Linked DNA regions of Homo sapiens: region 2 is linked to region 1. Evidence: chromatin loops called from intact Hi-C (ENCODE). Cell type or tissue: Caco-2. All regions are shown on one strand. Each heading gives the region's core, and the rest is flanking DNA. Links, peaks and the distances in the headings are about the cores only.

What was found. Peaks named below come from ENCODE experiments on the same cell type or tissue, not always from the same donor. Only the 100,000 strongest peaks of a DNase experiment are listed, where the experiment ranks them.
Region 2: it touches region 1 in a loop (6-fold over the local background); 3 of 110 quality-filtered maps call a loop at or near these places.

The regions. Positions count from the first base shown.
Region 1 is chr10:13,783,391-13,792,830 of GRCh38, forward strand. All of the region lies in intron 5 of FRMD4A (FERM domain containing 4A), which reads right to left. Among named protein-coding and RNA genes, the nearest start is that of PRPF18, 200 kb to the left of the region's middle. RefSeq lists enhancers at 4,054-4,103, 4,919-5,509. In Caco-2, for the core only: a CTCF peak has its summit at 4,537 (motif pointing right); a DNase peak (open chromatin) is centred at 4,571.
Region 2 is chr10:14,239,544-14,248,983 of GRCh38, forward strand. All of the region lies in intron 2 of FRMD4A (FERM domain containing 4A), which reads right to left. Among named protein-coding and RNA genes, the nearest start is that of FRMD4A, 87 kb to the right of the region's middle. In Caco-2, for the core only: a CTCF peak has its summit at 4,778 (motif pointing left); a DNase peak (open chromatin) is centred at 4,768.

The sequences.
Region 1 (9,440 bases), core at 1,709-6,708:
CTTTTTTTTCTTTTTTTAGACAGGGTCTCGCTCTGTTGTCCAGGCTGGAGTGCAGTGGTGCATGGCTTACTGCAGCCTTGACCTCCCAGGCTCAAGCAACCTTCCCGCCTCAGCTTCCTGAGCAGCTGAGACTACAGTTGCATACCACCACGCCTAATTTTTTTTTTTTTTTGTAGATACGGAGTCTTCCTTTGTTGCTCAGGCTGGGCTCAAATTATCTGCCCACCTCAGCCTCCCGAAATGCTGGGGTAATAGATGTGAGCCACTGTGCCCAGCCAAGTTGGATTTTTAAAAGATAATTTCTTCTTAATCACAGCTTTCTTTGAAATGGTTACTACTACTCCCGAAGGTGGTGAAGTGTGATTTGATTTCTGCACATTCGGAGAGCTATGCTAAGTGCTCTTAACACTGTGATATGAATGCATATTAAGCCAAATGAGAATCGGATTTCATCTAGATGGAGCTTATAGATATTTTCAAGATGAAACATGCTGCCATTATTTAAGTTTACACTAAATGTGCCTTTATAATATTGACTTTGGAGTTTATTAAATTCTTTAATGAGATAATGCGCTTGTACTGTCTAATGACCAGCCGCACTGAAGGACTAGGAGTTGAAAGGAAGAGAGGGGAAAGGTTGAAATGCAACATCTTGGAGGGAAGAAGGTTCTGAGCAGGTGTAGCAACCCTTAGGGTGGACTAGGAGGGTGCTGGGTACCTGGGGCTCTTGGAAACTGGGTTCACCAAGAAGAGGCAGAAGGTGAGGAAGGTGAAATGAGAAGAAACAAGTACTACAGTTTTCTAGAATAGTGTTATAATCTGAGGGCCAGAATCCTCTGGAGGGAGTCAGAGAGCAGTGATGGAGTCCCCAGCTCTGTGTGACTCAGGGCAGTCACATCATCCTGCTGGGCTTCTGTTCTTCAGACCGTAAAAGAAGAAGTGGTTCTCTACCTAAGAAGTCCACTGGTTTTTAAATATTGGAAACTGACTACAATGTAAACAACAACAGCAGCAGCAAAAACAAGAGACCAACATCGTATAAGGTGAACAAACTGATGCCCTTAGCTTCAAGAAGTTCTATTCATTTATAGTAATTAATTTAAAAATGAATTCTTCTAATCAATACAATCACCTGAGGGGCAACAACTTGGAATGTCCAGCTTCAAATGATACTTTTAGATTCCACTGGGAAATGGAAGAGGAGGAGAGTTCCTACACTGGAGATACAGGACCTCATGTGTCTTTTTAGAAAGGAAAGCTCAATGGTAGCGTTATCCTTCAGGTATGGTAAAAGATAAAAGGATTTATCCATAATTGGCCAGGCGCGGTGGCTCACACCTGTCATCCCAGCACTTTGGGAGGCTGAGGTGGGGGGAATCACCTGAGGTCAGGAGTTCGAAACCAGCCTGGCCACCATGGTGAAACCCCTGTCTCTACTAAAAATACAAAAATTAGCCAGGGGTGGGTGTGGGTGCCTGTAGTCCCAGCTACTTGGGAGGCTGAGGCAGAAGAATCGCTTGAACCCAGGAGGGGGAGGTTGCAGCGAGCCGAGATGGTGCCACTGCACTCCAGCCTGAACAACAGAGGGAGACTCTATCTCAAAAAAAAAAAAAAAAAAAGTATCTTTTACCATACCTGAAGGATAATAATGCTACTGTTGCATAAACATGAAGATAAAAACCCACGTCTGTAGGCTACATCAAGCCCATGGCCCACCAGCTTGCAACCTCTTGTCTACACACTAAATAAATAAATAAAGCTTTCTATCATTTTTCAAATGTGTGCAGAGGCTGCTGTGATGAATACAATTCAAGTTTTTTTGAAATTGGTGAGTGAATTTGGAGTAACTTCAGACATTAAATTTTCTCAATCCACAGATATCATTAGTACAATTCTTATCATCTCAGGTTCTACAAAATTTGGAGGAATTACGCAGTGGTCCTCATACTTGTAAAGCCTGAAAATTAATGGACTGGCTGATCTCTGCCCATAACCCCTGCCCCTGCCAAGCACCTGCCCCCTGCTTCTGGAGCAGGTGTCTTATATCACCAAGGTCTTCATATAGGGCCCACCATGGTCTCAGAGGCACAGTAAAGTTAAACAACTTTTAGTTCTTTAAGAATGGAGAGCAAAATTGCAGTAGCAAATTTTACATCTCAAAGCAAAATAAATTTGATATGATTTGATTTTCTTTTTTAAATTTTTTTATTTTTATAATTTCTTTTTATTTTGTTATTATTTTTTATTACACTTTAAGTTCTAGGGTACACATGCACAACGTGCAGGTTTGTTACGTATGTATACATATGCCATGTTGGTGTGCTGCACCTGTTAACTCGTCATTTACATTAGGTATGTCTCCTAATGCTATCCCTCCCCCTACCCCCCACCCCACGACAGGCCCCAGTATGTGATGTTCCCCACCCTGTGTCCAAGTGTTCTCAGTGTTCAATTGCCACCTATGAGTAAGAACATGTGGTGTTTGGTTTTCTGTCCTTGTGACAGTTTGCTCAGAATGATGGTTTCCAGCTTCATCCATGTCCCTACAAAGCACATGAACTCATCCTTTTTTGTGGCCGCATAGTATTCCATGGTGTATATGTGCCACATTTTCTTAATCCAGTCTACCACTGATGGACATTTGGGTTGGTTCCAAGTCTTTGCTGTTGTGAATAGTGCCACAATAAACATACGTGTGCATGTGTCTTTATAGCAGCATGATTTATAATCCTTCAGGTATATACCCAGTAATGGGATGGCTGGGTCAAATGGTATTTCTAATTCTAGATCCTTGAGGAATCGCCACACTGTCTTCCACAATGGTTGAACTAGTTTACAGTCCCACCAACAGTGTAAAAGTGTTCCTATTTCTCCACATCCTCTCCGGCACCTGTTGTTTCCTGACTTTTTAATGATTTGATTTTCAAAAAATAAATCTATATCGTAGCTCATGCCTGTAATCCCAGCACTTTGGGAGGCCAAGATGTGTGGATCAACTGAGGTCAGGAGTTCGAGACCAGCCTGGCCAACATGGTGAAAGCCTGTCTCTACTAAAAATACAAAAAATTAGCCAGGCGTGGTGGCGGACACCCGTAATCCCAGCTACTTGGGAGGCTGAGGCAGGAGAATCGCTTGAACCTGGGAGGCGGAGGTTGCAGTCAGCTGAGATCATGCCATTGCACTCCAGCCTGGGCAACAAAAGCGAAACTCCGTCTCAAAAATAAATAAATAAATCTACATCCTTTGCAAAGGGCCTCTGGCAAAGGGTAGGCAGAATAATAAAAGAAACTAAAGGAAGGAAAAGAAGGAAAAGCGAGGAAAGGGAGAGAAAGGGGAGGCAAGGAAGAGAGAAAGCAATCCTAACACCAGAATATTAACAGAAGCCTCCTGAAGTTGACGGTGGCCTTTGTGCTCTAATGATGATTTTGAGTCTAAATTCATATAAGGTCTGAAATAACTTAATTTTCAAAGTAATGCCATATGTTTCTTAAAAGAATCTCATTTGCTTTAGTTCTTAAAAAGTAAAGAGTAAAGACATCCTGCCTCTTCCACCCCAATTTTCTCCTGAATAGTATATTAAGAAAATATAACGCTTCCCTTTTCGTTTCCACTCTCATATGATGGAAAACTGAATTGAGGTGGCAAATTCTACATCTCTGTGACTGCCTTCATTTCCACCAAGCTCTCTGTTGTCTAGCCATAAAAGGGGCAGAGAAGGTACAGGAAATAACACGCATATTCTGAGATGAAGAGAAAAAAAATCACCTCCTCTCGACGGAAGTGGAAAGCAGTTTCCTGTTAACTTTTATCACCAAGACGACAGCCTGGAAAACCCCGTGAGCTCCGGGCCTGTCATATCATTGTTCTGTTAGGGGAGGGTATGGAGCTCATCCTGAGCTTTCCCTCCCTGCCAGGGAACGGCTGAGTCAAAAACGCCTGCAGAGAAACAGAGCTCAGACCTCTCCACCCGCACGCCCAGAGAGGCATGGTGCACACCGGTGGCACCAGGGACAAGAGCCTCCTGGGAAGATGGGGAGGGCTGAGGGTTTGGATTCAAAGTCAAAATTTTTTTTTCTTTTTTTTCTTTTTGAGATGGGGTCTTGCTCTGTCACTCAGGCTGGAGTGCAGTGTGCAACCACAGTTCACTGCAGCCTCGACCTCCTGGGATCAAGTGACCTGTCTGTCTAAGCCTCCCAGATAGCTGGGACTACAGATATAAGCCACCATGCTGACTAATTTTTTATTTTCTGTCGAGATGGGGTCTCACTATGTTGCCCAGGCTGGTCTTGAACTCCTGAGCTCAAGTAATTATCCTACCCTGACCTCCCAAAGTACTCAGGTTACAGGCCAGCCTCTTCTTCTTTTTTTTTTTTAATCCAGTTTTTGGCTGGGCATAGTTTTTGGCCGGGCATAGTTTTTGGCCGGGCATGCCTGTAATCCCAGCACTTTGGGAGGCCGAGGCAGGCAGATCTGTCTCAAAAAAAAAGAAAAAAAAAAAAAGTGGCTTCTTTTTCTGATTTTCAGGAGAGCCTCAGCAGTAGGTGGCAATGTTGCATTTCCTTAACTACCAGCATGGAGCAGGGAGTGCTTCCAGGGTTCACAAAGAACATTCCAGGTCTCTGGGTAACCAGGGAAATAAATGAAGGCTATGTCTCGGATTCAGAGGGTCTGCATGGACAGTTCCGAGTCTGGCTGTGTATTGACCATGGCTTTATGATGCTTGGATGTCTGTGACCTTGCTGGGCCTGGAGGGACTGCTGGTGCCAGGGTTAGCCAATTTCCAGACCCCAAGACTTCCACATGTCACCATGGATCCAGGGTCCACCCCTCCCACCACCTCTCGGCTCTCACACCCAGGGCCACTATTTCCCTGCCCTCACCACCCTAGGGACACGTACCAGACAACTAGGGGGCAGCCCCCATGCTGCAGAGCCCGCTGAAATTATTTAAACTAGCCAATCCCAAGCCTGCTCTCCCAGCCTTGCCCGTTCCTCCCCAAAGAAACCACAAAAAATGCTCTTGCCCAATTGTTTCCCGGCTCCCCAATGCCTCCCACATGGCCCTGCGTGGCATGGTGTGGCCCCTTCTCCCAGGAACTGAGTGACAATCTTTTCAATGTCTGTCCTCTCCTCATCTGCTGGCCTCACCACAGCTGAATCATAATCAGACCTACATTTTAAACGGGTTTTGGGGGCACACTTAGCAGGACTGAATCTTAGGGCATCTATTTGAGTCTAAAGGAACACTCTAGATGGAGCGCAGACCTTGCTAAGAGGTTTCCTGACTCCACAAGCAACAGCCCACCCAAACTAGCTCAGATGATCCCGACCCGAGAATATTTTATCAGAGAGTCTGAAGGAGAACGAAATAGGTGCTCTGTGTTTATGTGTTTGAGCTTATTAAATATTAAACAGCCTCTAAAGCCTCGGGGAGTCCCGTCCCCTTCTTTGACAAGTGAAAGCCTCTGGTTGCAATAGACTGAACACTGCCTAGTCAGATGGCAAGGGCCCAGCCAGATGACATCAGCCAGGTCTCCTCCTCCATTCTCCCTGCTCTCCCTTTCCCTTCCCCATCCAGCCCTGGGCACTTGGGAATCACTGAATATTTACAGCAAGTGTTAATTAAATGGACCAGTGATTTCATTTTGTAATGAACACAAATGTCACATTTAAAATGCCTACTCTTGGTGGCAAATAAGAGCCATGATAATGAAAGCAATAAGCTGTGAGTTTCTGCAGCCAAGCCTCTGATGCTTAGAATCTCAATGCCTCTAAAATCTTAACTGGGACACCTAGCTGAAATATAGCAAGTTCTGGTTAGCAGGAACCTCATTTTAGATCCATGCCATCATTGTTATTGCGAGTGACAGGAAGTAGCAGCTGCTGTCTCCATCAGCCAGGGAAGATACCAAGAATCCGGCCTGTGGACTTGGCTGTAAAATCCTTCCTCCCCGATCGGACTTCTCCTCTCTTATTTTTTTGCTGCTTGCTTCAGTTTATTGTCTGTGAAACTCAAATTCTGAAGAGGCAAATCTAATCTCTGTTTATTTTCTTACAAGGAGTTGAGATGATCAGAACTACAGGACACTTGGTAGAAGAAAATGTAATTAAAGAATAATCCAGACATGTAGGCTTCATTCTGAGCACAAAGTTGTGCCTATGAAAAGACCACACACACACACACACACACACACACACACATGACGCAGACTTCCTTGGGTTGTGTATATTTTCCTTATATTTTTTTCTTGACCTATTTCTAAAGCTTGCCTGGTGAACAATATCAGAGAGACATTGTTCCCAAGCCTTATAGCACTAAACAATGGTTTGCAGTTCAAGGTGCTCTTGGTCATATATTGACCGCTGCTGGCTGCTTATAATGTGTGTGTGTGTGTGTGTGTGTGTGTGTGTGTGTTGTGTGGTGAGGGGAGTGGGAAGAGGTGAGGCTGGACAGTTAAGCAGAAGTCACATCATGCAAGTCACGCTAAAGATGTCCTTTTCTGAGGATAATGGGAAGCTGGAAAAAAATTATGAGCAAGGATCAGATGAGAATTCTAGAAAGATGCTCAGTGTCTTCATATAGGGGAGTTTGGAAGGGGTCAAGGCCAGACGCAGAGATGAACAAGGAGATCTTGAGTCCAGGAGAGGTTTATGGAAGCCCTAATTACTATTAGGCTGTGTATGGAGAGTAAGAGATGGATAGGGAGCTGTTTAAGATGCAGGAATAACAGCGAGTAGTGACTGAGGGAACAGGAGGAGGCAAGCGGGAGGGAGCGGTGAGGTCAAGGTTGACTCCCAAGTCTCTGGTTTTGGGGGCTGCAGGGGTGATGGTGCCCATCACAAAGACAAGGAGGTGACAACGAAAGGGGAGCACATTTGGATGCAGAAAGACGACGACATCATTAGATTCCAGCTGCATCTGTGAGGAAATGCCAGTCAGTGGAGATGGCCTGGAGCTCGGGAGAGAGGTCAGGACTGGGGCAGAGGACGGAGAGTCTCCAGCAAAGAGACTGCAGTGGCAGCTGTGGATGGGGGTGAAATCACACCAGGGGAAGGTGCAGGGAGAGAAGACAAGCAAGACACGACCTCGTGGACACCAGGGCTCAAGGGACAGCAGAGCAGAGCAGGGAACCTGCCCCGAGCCAGGGACAGAGGGGACAAAGAGGAGGTGGCCCAGGAGAGTGTAGTGCCACAGAGCCGGGGGAACTGAAAGGGAGCATGTTCGAATGAGCCCAGAGCCACAGAAGCCACATGGGAGCAGGGCAGAAGCACGCCTGTGGAGCTAGGGGCGAGAGACCTCCAGTGACCAGGGGGTACGATGGCACCAGAAGCTGGACGACCACAGAATGAGGAACGAGAGGCCTGTGGGGAGGGGGTGACAGCAAGTGCAGACCCATCTCTCGGCGGTTGCTGTGAGCAGAGCAGAAGGGGTAGCAGAGGGCACTGGCTGGAGGAGGCTGTGCATCACAGAGGACGTTTTCTTCAGTTAGATTGGGACGTGGTCACAAAGGGGAGGAATCCATGGAGGAGAAGATAGAGAAAAAGAGAGGAAAGGCTCGAGGGAGAAGCTCTGTGAGGTGACAGAAGGGACTGGGATTGAGGTACACGTGGATCAGTGCGTGCTGGATGATGGGCTAAGGGTCTTCCTCTGAGACGCTCATGCATTTGCGTGTGTGCAGTGAGTGGACTGAGAAGCCACAAAAACACAATTAAAGATACAATTAAGTTTGTGGATAAAGAAGTAGGACTAGGAGCTCCCTGGTGCTGGCTTTTATTTTCTCTGCAGAAACATAAGCAGCAACATCTTCTTAGAGCAAAAGCCTTGAGTATCTGGGACCTGAAGCAAGAGGTAAAACCACAGTGGGGAACAGAGACCCTGAGCAGGCACCCCTGGCAGAACTGGCTAGAGATATGATGATCTGTGTGGGGTTCATCACAATAACCATGAACCAACCTGAAGTTGCATGAACATTTTCCTGAACACACTCAGAAGCTCGGGGGTAGAAATAAAAGGTGTGTGTGTGTGTGTGGCAGGACCAGTCCAACCCTGCGGGTGGGTGTGTGTGTGAGAGAAAGGGAGAGAGAGAGAAAGTGTGAGCAGCAAAGGGAGGTGTGGTCCAGGGTCAGGAAGTAGTTGGAAGGGTGCACAATGGATTTGCACTGAATTGGCCAAAAAATAGGACAGGCAGGGCTGATAGGATCTCAGAAGCTGGAGGAAATGGACGCGAAATTGCCTGAGAACAGGGTTTATCAGTTTTGTTCGCTGCTCTGTCCTTGGCTCCTAGAGCAGTGCTTATGCCAAGGGACATCTGTGAGCCCATAAATGAAGGCATGGATGATGATGCAGAAACAGCCCAGGAGGAGCAGTGAGCAGGCTGCTGCATGCTACAGCTGGGATGATGGTGGATTTGGGCTTGTAAGTCTCGGGAGTGACACAGCTCAGGGTGATGACCAGGTGCAAGTGGACCCTGAAGTTTTCTTTCTAGGAGACAGAAAAGCACAGTTCAAAGAATACCTTCCGGCGGGTCTCCACAGTGTCAGATAATGCAGAAAATGGCAAGACCTTCTCAAGTGAGACCAACAGCAGATGTCTGAGGTCCTGAAAATTCTTGCTTTACCATTTGAGATGGCTCTTCCTCCTCCAGTGTGGTATTTCCAAGATATCCAGTGTATCCCTTCAGAGTGGCAGCCTGCCAAGACCTGTGACTGTGATTGTCCCTGTGCAGGGGCACTCTGCCAGGGGAGCTCTGGGTTGGGTAGTGCTGGAACCAGGCTGGCAGGCCTGGCGGTGGCTCTGTCACTCATGGTGGTGTGCACTTGTCCTGAACACCATCTTTGCAGGAGGATGCTGGTTCTGCAAACATGGCCAAGCGTGGGTCACAAAGAGGGCTGGGGTCGCCGCATTTGACTTCGCTGCTCCTGGCCCTGCCTATACAGGGAACAGTGGAGACCTCTGGCCACAGGTCTTGGCAGGCTGCCACACTGAAGGGATACACAGGATCTCTTGGAAATGCCACATTGGAGGAGGATGTTACTTTTCCCCTGTGGAGACAGACAGCATGCAGTAGGGGAGGACAGACACAAGGATTGGAGTCAGACCTGACCGAACAGATGAGACCTCATCTCGCCTTCGTAACTTATTAGCCATGCTGGGGAAGAATTTATGGACCATCCTGGGCCCCCATCTCCTTCTTTTTAATTCGGAATAATCAGACCTGCTTCCAGGGTTGCTGCAAAGATTAACAATCAGCCTTAGCAATGGACAGGTGCTGAATAATGGATAGTTCCCGCCTCTCCAGTCTTTATCCTTTTTGGGTAATTATTAAGACCCTGAAGCCACCTGGGATCATTCCTGGTGATTTGCTGGTTGAAAAACTGGATGGACCAGGCCCCTCTTAGGCTGAATGATGGGTCAATGAAGGCAGGATCTGAGTCCTCCCT
Region 2 (9,440 bases), core at 2,380-7,379, 460 kb after region 1:
TTGAACCCGGGAGGCGGAGCTTGCAGTGAGCCGAGATTGCGCCACTGCACTCCAGCCTGGGCGACATAGCGAGACTCCGTCTCAAGAAAAAACAAACAAACAAACAAACAAAAAAAAACTGGCAAAAGCCAGGTGGGGTAGGCAGGTTTCTACTGATCTAAAATGTAACTACTGAAACTACCTGAATTCCAGCCTGACTGTTGAGATTGCACAGACTGGCCAAGTGGAACAGAGAATAGGAGAAAGAGAGAAAAGAAAAGATGCTTTCTGAGTGAGTGTTTGCTCAGCTGAAAGCATGGTGTGATTTTTGGAAATATTCATTCACGCTAGGATTACTTTTAGCCAATCCATTCAAAGAATAGTGGTGTTTTTGCTGGAATTGATGTAACACCTTTGGAAAAGTAAGTAACAGGGTCCTTTGCACCTCAGAAAGTGCATTACATCATGAGATACTTGGTGAACTGTAAATCAAATCATGTATTGATTTACAGGATGCTCCGAATGCATGCTCACCTGGGCCGCCTATTGATAATAGAGTCTACTATGTTGATGGTTGCTAGAGTCACCATCCCAATACTGATGGAGTAATGACATCTTCATTATTCTCGCCCATGCTCTCTTCCCTTCCCCTCCGAAACTTCTCCTAATGAGGCAGGATGGTTACGTAGTAAATCTAACCCTGTCACACAACCGAAACGCCCTGTTGGAAGTTTCAGACAGAAATCACACAGGCTGCTGCATGACGGCCATTTATGATTTCTCAGACTTTCCTCCAGTGCTTTCTTTTCCCGGTGTGTGCGTGACATTTCTATCATGTGGCATTCTCAGCACATGTGTCAGGCTTCACCCTAAACAAGCCTGCTGGTGTATGATGATAAATAGTGCCACGATCTGCAGCGATTCCCACCCCTCCACATCCTGGCAAAGGTCTCCTAGCAACTGTTGTTATGGGCAACACTAGCATGTTTAGTTCAATTCAGTGGCTACGGGCCATTTCTGGTCTCCTGATGGAGGTTCAAGTCTATGCCCTGGAGATTCGGATCCCCTCACAAATCCACATGCCCATTATAACTTCCCTTGTACCTGCATAACGTTTAACCATTATTATTAAATTTGTCCGTTCAGCAAGATTGAAACTGCCATTCGGAAGCTATTGCACCTTCCACACAGGCAGTGAAAAAGGACTAACATCTGAATTTCGCTACAAGGTAACATTCGGCTTCATTCTCTTTCCTGTTTAATATTCACAACCTTAACTTTAAAATGGTTTCCAAACTATGGTGTGTGGTATAAAAACAAAAAGTAAGAACAGAAGGAAAAAAGTCCATTATTAAGCCCCTGCTGGGATCCCTTTCTCTTTAATGCACTTCAAAAAAAAAAAAAAAAATTCCGGGCAATTTTGTATTCAGATGCATCAGCAGAACCAGGCTGCAAATGTCTGCATTGGTGGATTACATCACCCCCTACTGATTGATCCTTTTAATGGCTCAGCATTTTGCAAATGAAGAAGCAGTTACCTCTGTTCTGTTGGCTATTAATTCCATCTACATAGGGTTCTGCTGGTTTAATGAGCATTGAATATCTTCCATCAAAATGCAGTGCTTTCAAGGGATGTAATAAAATAGCCTATGTTAAAACTGGCCTATAAAAGTAGCTTATAATAAAATAGCCCAGCTAATGTAAAATTTAATTCCTTCACTATATTTATGAAATAGGCAATCAGTCCTCATTCAGAGAAAATGGAATGTACACCAAGCAAAATCAGCTTTGACCTGATCTCTTTAAACTCAATAGTAACTCAGTTGGAACCATCTGAACTTGTTTTTTGAAAAAGCTTCTAGAACCTTTTTTGTGATTGTCAGCATTTTCAGGACAACTTTGTATTCAGGTGAGCCTGATTATTCAACACTAAGATTTCCATTTGGCATGAAAGAGGTGTTTAAATTATGAGTTTATTTTTAATTCTTGGTTAAAAAGTAGTCTTCTATTCTTGGAAAGCAGAAGTACAATGGCTTGAAGGACAACTGTGCACTCAGGCATTGATCTTTAGCGTTTATACTTTATTAGCCAATACCGAATTCCACAGTGATTCTAATCCCCTTCTACAAAGCATTGGAGAGGGATTTGTTTTACCCTCCCTAAAAAAAAAAAAAAAAAAAAAAAAAAAAAAAAAAAAAAGAGCCAACTGAGAATTAAACAGAGGTGTTGCCAGGAACAGACATTACAAACATAAAATGAACAGAACAGAAGGGCTGTCTAGGAGTTTGTTGTCCATCTGCCCTACAGGATGGGAAGAGTGGCTGAGGACCCCAAGGCCACACATGCTGGGATTTCTGGGGTGATTTAGGAAGAGTGAGACCATCCTGAGGATCTCTTCTGTTTTCCTAAGCTGTATCACCACCAAGCTGCTTTGCCTGTAACACTGAGCTCAGGAGTAGGAGGAAACTGCTGTTTTCTAAGACAGTGCTGATGCTCTAGTGGATATCAGCCTGGAGGAGGACCTGTTGCCTAGCTCCATACTCACTACTCGAGGTACTTGTACCTATTGTCTCAAGCTAAGTACACCAGGCTTGAGACCTCAGACATGTAGGAAAAAATAACCACTTCAAAAGAGAAAAGGGTTAGCCAATTCTGAGAAAACAGAGTCCACAGATTGGATATTTATTACCATCAGGGATCGTATGGAGCATGGGGATGAGAAGAACGTCCAAAGATGAGGGCTTTCTTTATTCCCCAAGTGTTCTTTTCCAATATGTTGTTAGATCTATCTAGTACACCTAAAAGTCAGACGCTAACTCAAATCAGAAGCATTCCTCAAGCTAATTTTATTCTCACAAATCTCTAAGGGACTGCATTATTATATTAGATTTTGCAGATATTTCTTACACGTCGTTGCTAAGGATGTTGGAGACATTTGGTGATAGATAGCCCGCAGGTATAAGTAGTATATTAATGGTAATAAAAAATGACAAAAGTCCAATAAAGACATACAAAGGATAACTTTTGTGTTCACATTGTTCTTTGTAAGGATTTAAACCTATGCCTCTAGTGCATGACCTCTGAACAAAATTACAAAGTAAAACAAGGATAAGGAGGCAATAAATGCCAAATTAAGTCACGATAGATGGAACACAAGAGGGACCCTGTCCTTCGTACAAATAATCTGAAACGAAACAACTAATACTCCAAGACTTTTCATGGGGAGGTCAGACAGGGAGTCAGAAGTCAAAGAGATTGCTGGTGAGAGTGAAAATGGTGCATTCACTGTGGAAAGGAGTATGAAAGCTCCTTAAAAAATTAAAGATACAATTACAGTATGATCCCACAATTCCACTTGTAGATATAGATCAAGAGGAATTAAAAACAATGTCTCCAACAGATATTTTGAGACACCATGCTCATGGAAGCATTATTTATAAAGGGTTAAAAGGTGGAAGTAAACTTTGTACCCATTATAGATGAATGGATAAATAAAATATGGCATCTGTCTGTCTATCTATCTGTCCATCCCTCCATCCATTCATCCATCCATCCATACACACACACATGCTGGAATATTATTCAGCCTTAAAAAGGAAGGAAATTCTGACCTATGCTACAACACAAATAAACCTTGAGAACATTATGCTGAATGAAATAAGCCAGTGATATAGTTTGGCTCTGTGTCCTCATCCAAATTGTAATCCCCATAATCCTCACGTGTCGAGGGAGAGACCTGGTGGGAGGTGATTGGATCATGGGGGCGGTTTCTCCTGTGTTGTTCTTGTGATAGTGAGTTCTCATGAGGTCTGATGATTTTGTAAGTGTTTGACAGTTCCTCCTTCAAATGCTCTTTCTCGCCTGCCACCATGTAAGATGTGCCTGCTTCCCCTTCTGCCATAGTTTCCTGAGGCCTCCCCAGTCATGCGGAACTGTGAGTCAATCAAACCTCTTTTTTTAAATAAATTACCCAGTCTCAGGCAGTTCTTTAAAGCAGTATGAAAATAAACTAATACAACCAGTCATAAAAAGGCAAATATTATGTGAGTCCATGTATATGAGGTGCCTAGAATACGGTGGTCAAGTTCATAGAGACAGAATGTAAAATGGTGGTTGCTAGGGACTAGGGGAGGGGGATGGGGAGTACTTATTTAACGGATACAGAGTTTCAATTTCAGAAGACAGAAAAAAAAGAAAAACTTCTGGAGATGGTGGTTGCACAACTATGAATGTACATTCACACTGCTATTAAACTGAACACTTAAAAATGGTTCAAATGACACTTTGTTATGTATATATTACCACAATTAAAAAAAAAAAAAGGAGTAGTCAGCCCCAGGACTGCAATCTAATTACATTCAAATAGGCATTAAGAAGAAATGGGCCCTCAGTTGTATATCTAAAATAAAAGTGATCATCAGTATCTTCTTCTCAACCTGTGGTCAAAGGCCTTCTTCTTTATCAATGAATGTACACAACTCCACCTTGAAAGCTCAGAGAATAACAATTGACTTTGGGATATTAATGGCTAATTTTCCCCAAAGGTGAGGGAGCAAGAAGACATATGACCAAATCAATTAGCCCCCTTAATTAGTATGAATTAAGTCTTGCTTGAAAGAAAGCAAATGGAACAGAACACAATCACTTTAAGAAAAGGCAGGAGGAGTTGTAATAATTGCTACCATTCCCTAAACACCTCAGATGCTACCCTGTGCTAGGGGATCATCCTCACTGCTGTTCACCAGCCTTGCCAGACTTCCACCCCCTTCCAGGCGCCAGAATGCCTTCCCTCTGGCCCCCTTGTGGTTAGGTGGAACCCAGTGACTAGCGTCTAACTAATGAGCTGTAAGCAGAAGCAACAAGTGTCAGTTCCAAACTGAAGCATCTCATTGCTGGTGCAAGATCCCAGCAATCTATGCGGATTACATTGCCTGAGATGGGGGCTCTTGTATCCACATGAGGAGTCATGGTAGGCATTTGACATTTAAATATGACATTTATATTATAATTTGATGTGATATTTAAAGGTAGTTATAAACCACTAAGATGGGGGATAATTTGTTACCATGTTTTAGCCTAGCCTACTTTTACTACAAAACGAAATGAAAAACCAACCTAAACACTGAACTGGGCACATTACCTATATAATCTAAAGTCCTACAATGAACCTGCAAGGAAATATTACATATCCATTTTCCAGATGAAGCAACTGAATCTAAAACATCACACCCAGGAAGGCAGCACTTAGAATCAAATACAAATTCGTCTGACTCCAAAACCTGTGCTCTTTCCGCAGTAATACTGAGTTCTCTTTAATGTTCAGGCTTACTTTGACCATTAAGATGCACCATGAGTCATTTCCTGCCACCTCTAAATGGCTATAATGCTCTTTCTCCTCAAGCAATAAAAGATGATTTCTCTGCCTCACTTTACTAGCCTCTAATTAGGCACGATCTTTCTGGAAGTACAGTCTCCTTTGGTCAGCAAAGACCTTCTGAGCTCTTACATCCCTTGAATATGGAATCTTGCACAAAAGCCTCAGGCTCTTAGTTTTCAAGCTGTGAAATGGGAGTACTAATGACTCATCACAAGCTTGCTCATGGACATTGCACAACCACACTTACGCTTGGGTCCCCAGGAGCAAGTGAAGCCATGGACCTTTCTTAGGCTGCTTGGGCTGGGATCAGTGGCAGTGGAGGACATGGGTCACAGGTCAGCATGGGAGGAGAGCATAGGCACCGGCCTTAGGTCTCCGGGTTCGTTGGTGAGGTATCAGCTCTGAGGTATGGGCAGGTTATTTGTCCTTTCTATAGTTTCCTCTTGTGCAAAATGCGGATGACCAAGGGATTGCTTTGTGAAGGAAGTTAGTTCAAACAAATAAAACACTGAGGGAGTAAGGTAGAGAGGAATGTCTAGAGTATTTGCAGCATTCAAAGAGAGGAAAATGCTTTCCAGAAGCTGCTCAAGTCCTGTTGTGGGCTGAATTGTATCTCCCTTACCCCCCAAACTCATCTGTTGAAGTTCTAATCCCCGCTACCTCAGAACGTGAATGTATTTGGAGACAGGGTCATTAAAGAGGTAATTAAGTTAAAGGAGGTAATTAGGGTGGCCCTAATTCAATATGGCTGATGTCTCTGTAAGACGAGGAAATTTGGACAGACATTGCAAGACCATGTGAAGACCCAGGGAGAAGACAGCATCTACTAGCCAAGGAGAGAGGTCTCAGAAGGAATGGACCCTGCTAACACCTTAATCTCGGACTGCTGGTCTCCAGAACTGTAATAAGTTTTTGTTGTTTAACCCTCCCAGTCTGTGGTGCTTTATTACGGCAGCCCAAGCAAACTCATACAAGCTCCTTCCAGTGCGGGGAGCCAGACCAACTCTGAAAACCCTCGTTGGATGCTGAGGCTGGGCCACTTAGCCGGCTGTGCCTGAAAGAGGACACAGCAGCACAGCAGCCACACAGAACCTCCCTCCGTCATCTGCCTTTGCCATCATCATTCCAAAAACTGAGGCAAAGGAGACTCAAGGGCTGTCTGCCCTGCTACTGCGAGGGGCTCCTCAGATGCTCCCATTCCCAAAGACTGATGTGGTCCCAGATTCAGCAGGAACCTGCTAGAGAAACTCCATGTCAATGCTTGGTTTCTTGTTGAATCAACCCAGATTTCTCAGGTCCAATTAAAGAATTAGGTCTTCAATTTAGGAGGGTTACAGAGAGATGGGGGCAAAATCAATTTATCAAGAAGAACCTTTATATCACAACTAAGCACAAAACCTAATGTCACTAGCCTCAGGAAAGTACTTTATGAGCACCTACACAGATCCAAGAAGTGGTAGTACAGAAATAAGAAAACACACATACACACACACACACACACACACACAAGTGCACGCATACACACTTTCATGCACTCATACACAATCACACATATATACAGGCACACACAAACACACATACATATGCACACACATACACATGCATGCACTCATATGCAATCACATGTGGACGTATATGCACACACATGCATGTATTTACACAATCACATATGTACACACATGCATGCTCATACATATACACACATATGTGCGCACACACACGCACATACAGCCTTAATGCCACTGATACAATAGTGAACTATAAGTAATTAAGTTACTTTGACTAAACACCAGGTCTGCCAGGAAAAAGTGTTTAACGCCATCCCCAAAGGACGTTGTGGCGCCAAAAGCAAGAAAGGGAGGTTAGGTCCCGCCTCGGTGGAAATACAAAAGAGAGAAAACGCGGAGATAGTGAGAGACTAAACACAGGAGAAGAAAGATTGTGCTTCAGGTGGAAGGGGAGGGAGTGTGAGACAGGAAGGGAAGGGGTGCCCAGGGACCCAGGCAAGGAAGGGGTAATCACCCGGTAGTGTAGCTGCGTTGTGTGAACATGGGCACGGTTAGAGGGAGTGGGCTTCCCTGAGGGGTATATCAAGCTCTAGAATATTTTTTCTTCACAGGAGGTTTTTAAAGATGACCTAGATAGTTCACTTCCCTTTCTGTACAGGTGGGACTCGCAAGCTCTTCTAGCGCGTGCACCAATCTGGGTTGGAGCATCACATAAACCACCTCTCAGCTCAAACTTGCCGATCCCCGCTGGCCACACAGGGAGACTAGTGACCCAAAGACCAGTGGGAGACTGTGATGGCCATGCCCAGAGTCACCCCGCTTCCATCCTGGTGGAAGTCAGTTTGCCATCTACACAACTAGAGATAGACATTCAGTTACAGCCCAGATGGTCCTCACTGTTAAAGCACTGTGCCTGAGGAACTAGATTCAAACCTCTGGCCCTGGAATATAGACATTTACACGGTGCCCAGAACAATGGCAAATTGAAAATGCAGCTCATAGCACCTGTCAAAAGAAATAAGATCACATTAAAATTCTTGCCATTTCCTTTTTCTGCTAAACTAGGTAGGTTAACATACAGATAGGCCTCTCTCTCTCTCTCACTCTCACTTTCTCTCTCTCTTTCTCGCTCTTTCTGTCTCTCTCTTCACTCCACAGTCAGTTTTCTGGAGTGTGGCCCAAAGATCCATATGTCAAAACCTGGCAGAGGAAGCTGATACCAAAACCACATTTATTCTTTTCCTTTAAAAATGGCTTGGGAAATTAGCCCCTACATTTAGGGAAGTCCGAGTGAAGAAGAGGGAAGAGAGGGGAAGGCCTTACGGGGCACAGGACCCGCTCTGATTGTTGGAAGTCTCAGCCTTGGCCCAAAGCCCAGCCTCTGTCCTCTGCTTAAATTGAGTGTGAGGGAACAGGATTATCTTGGTTGTAATTTTTAAAATGCTTCCAAGCATTGTATAAAAGTCAGAGAGCTCTGTTGGACCTTCACACGAAACAGCATTTTCGTAAGTTAAAAAAAAAATTGGAAACAAACGACTCTACATGGCCAAACCTCATCCTAAGCCAAATGACAAAATAAGTAGTTTGCCTTCTGTTCCCTCTGTTCTCAAACCTTCCTGCTGTCCCTACCCCTGGCACCTCAGCGGGTGCTTCTCTGTTGCTTCCCTCAGCTGCCCAATTCCCCACGTAACATGAGCTAGCATTAATTGAGCACCTGCTGTATGGTAGGCAGAGGCATAAGTGCCTTGTAAACATCACATTTTTATTCTCTCACAACTTTATGAGTTAGAAAACTAATCTGCCCAAATATAAGGAGACCCATCTTCTCCAATGAGAAGTTCTCCCATCAACACTTTAAAAAAATCCGATTGACTATATGAACTCAAAGATATAAATAAAACAAATATGACTTAAAAAATTTAATTCCGTTGCACATGCATATTTAAAACCACATACTATCTAAATAATACATTAATGTAGAAATAGTGCCTTTTTCCAGTCTTACATATTACAGAATTTTATTCATCAATGTGTTCGTTATCTCTAGAGCCAATTTTAGAGTCATTCAATTCATTTTTTACAGGACATATCACCTTCATTTCCCTCTGAATTGTTTGAGATGTGGCACACTGTCACTGGAAATTTTTTCCCAAGCTGTAAATGAATACACATTAATATCACATTAGGACAGATGTTTTATTTATTCATGCTATTGGTGTATATCAAGGAGTTCTACAATATAACTATTTACCTTATTGCTTTTTAAAGGAATCTTCACAGGGTTTGTTTACAATGGCCTCCAATGCTTGCATTCATGAGGTCATATTCCAAGGAATAATTGCTAAATGGGTTCAATTCATTTGCCTCCTTTCTGTTCACTGATTCTGTCAGAAAACCTCAGTAAGCACTCCAAACAAGCACTGATGGAAGTCCTTTCAGGCCAGTGTTTTTTCCTTAAACAATTCCATGTTTGTCAAGTTAAACTAAGTGAGACAGCATCCCAAGGTTTGAAACAATTGGTAAGGATTCTTTTATTTGGAAATGCCTTCTTTTCTAAGGTAGAATTTTGGTAAAAT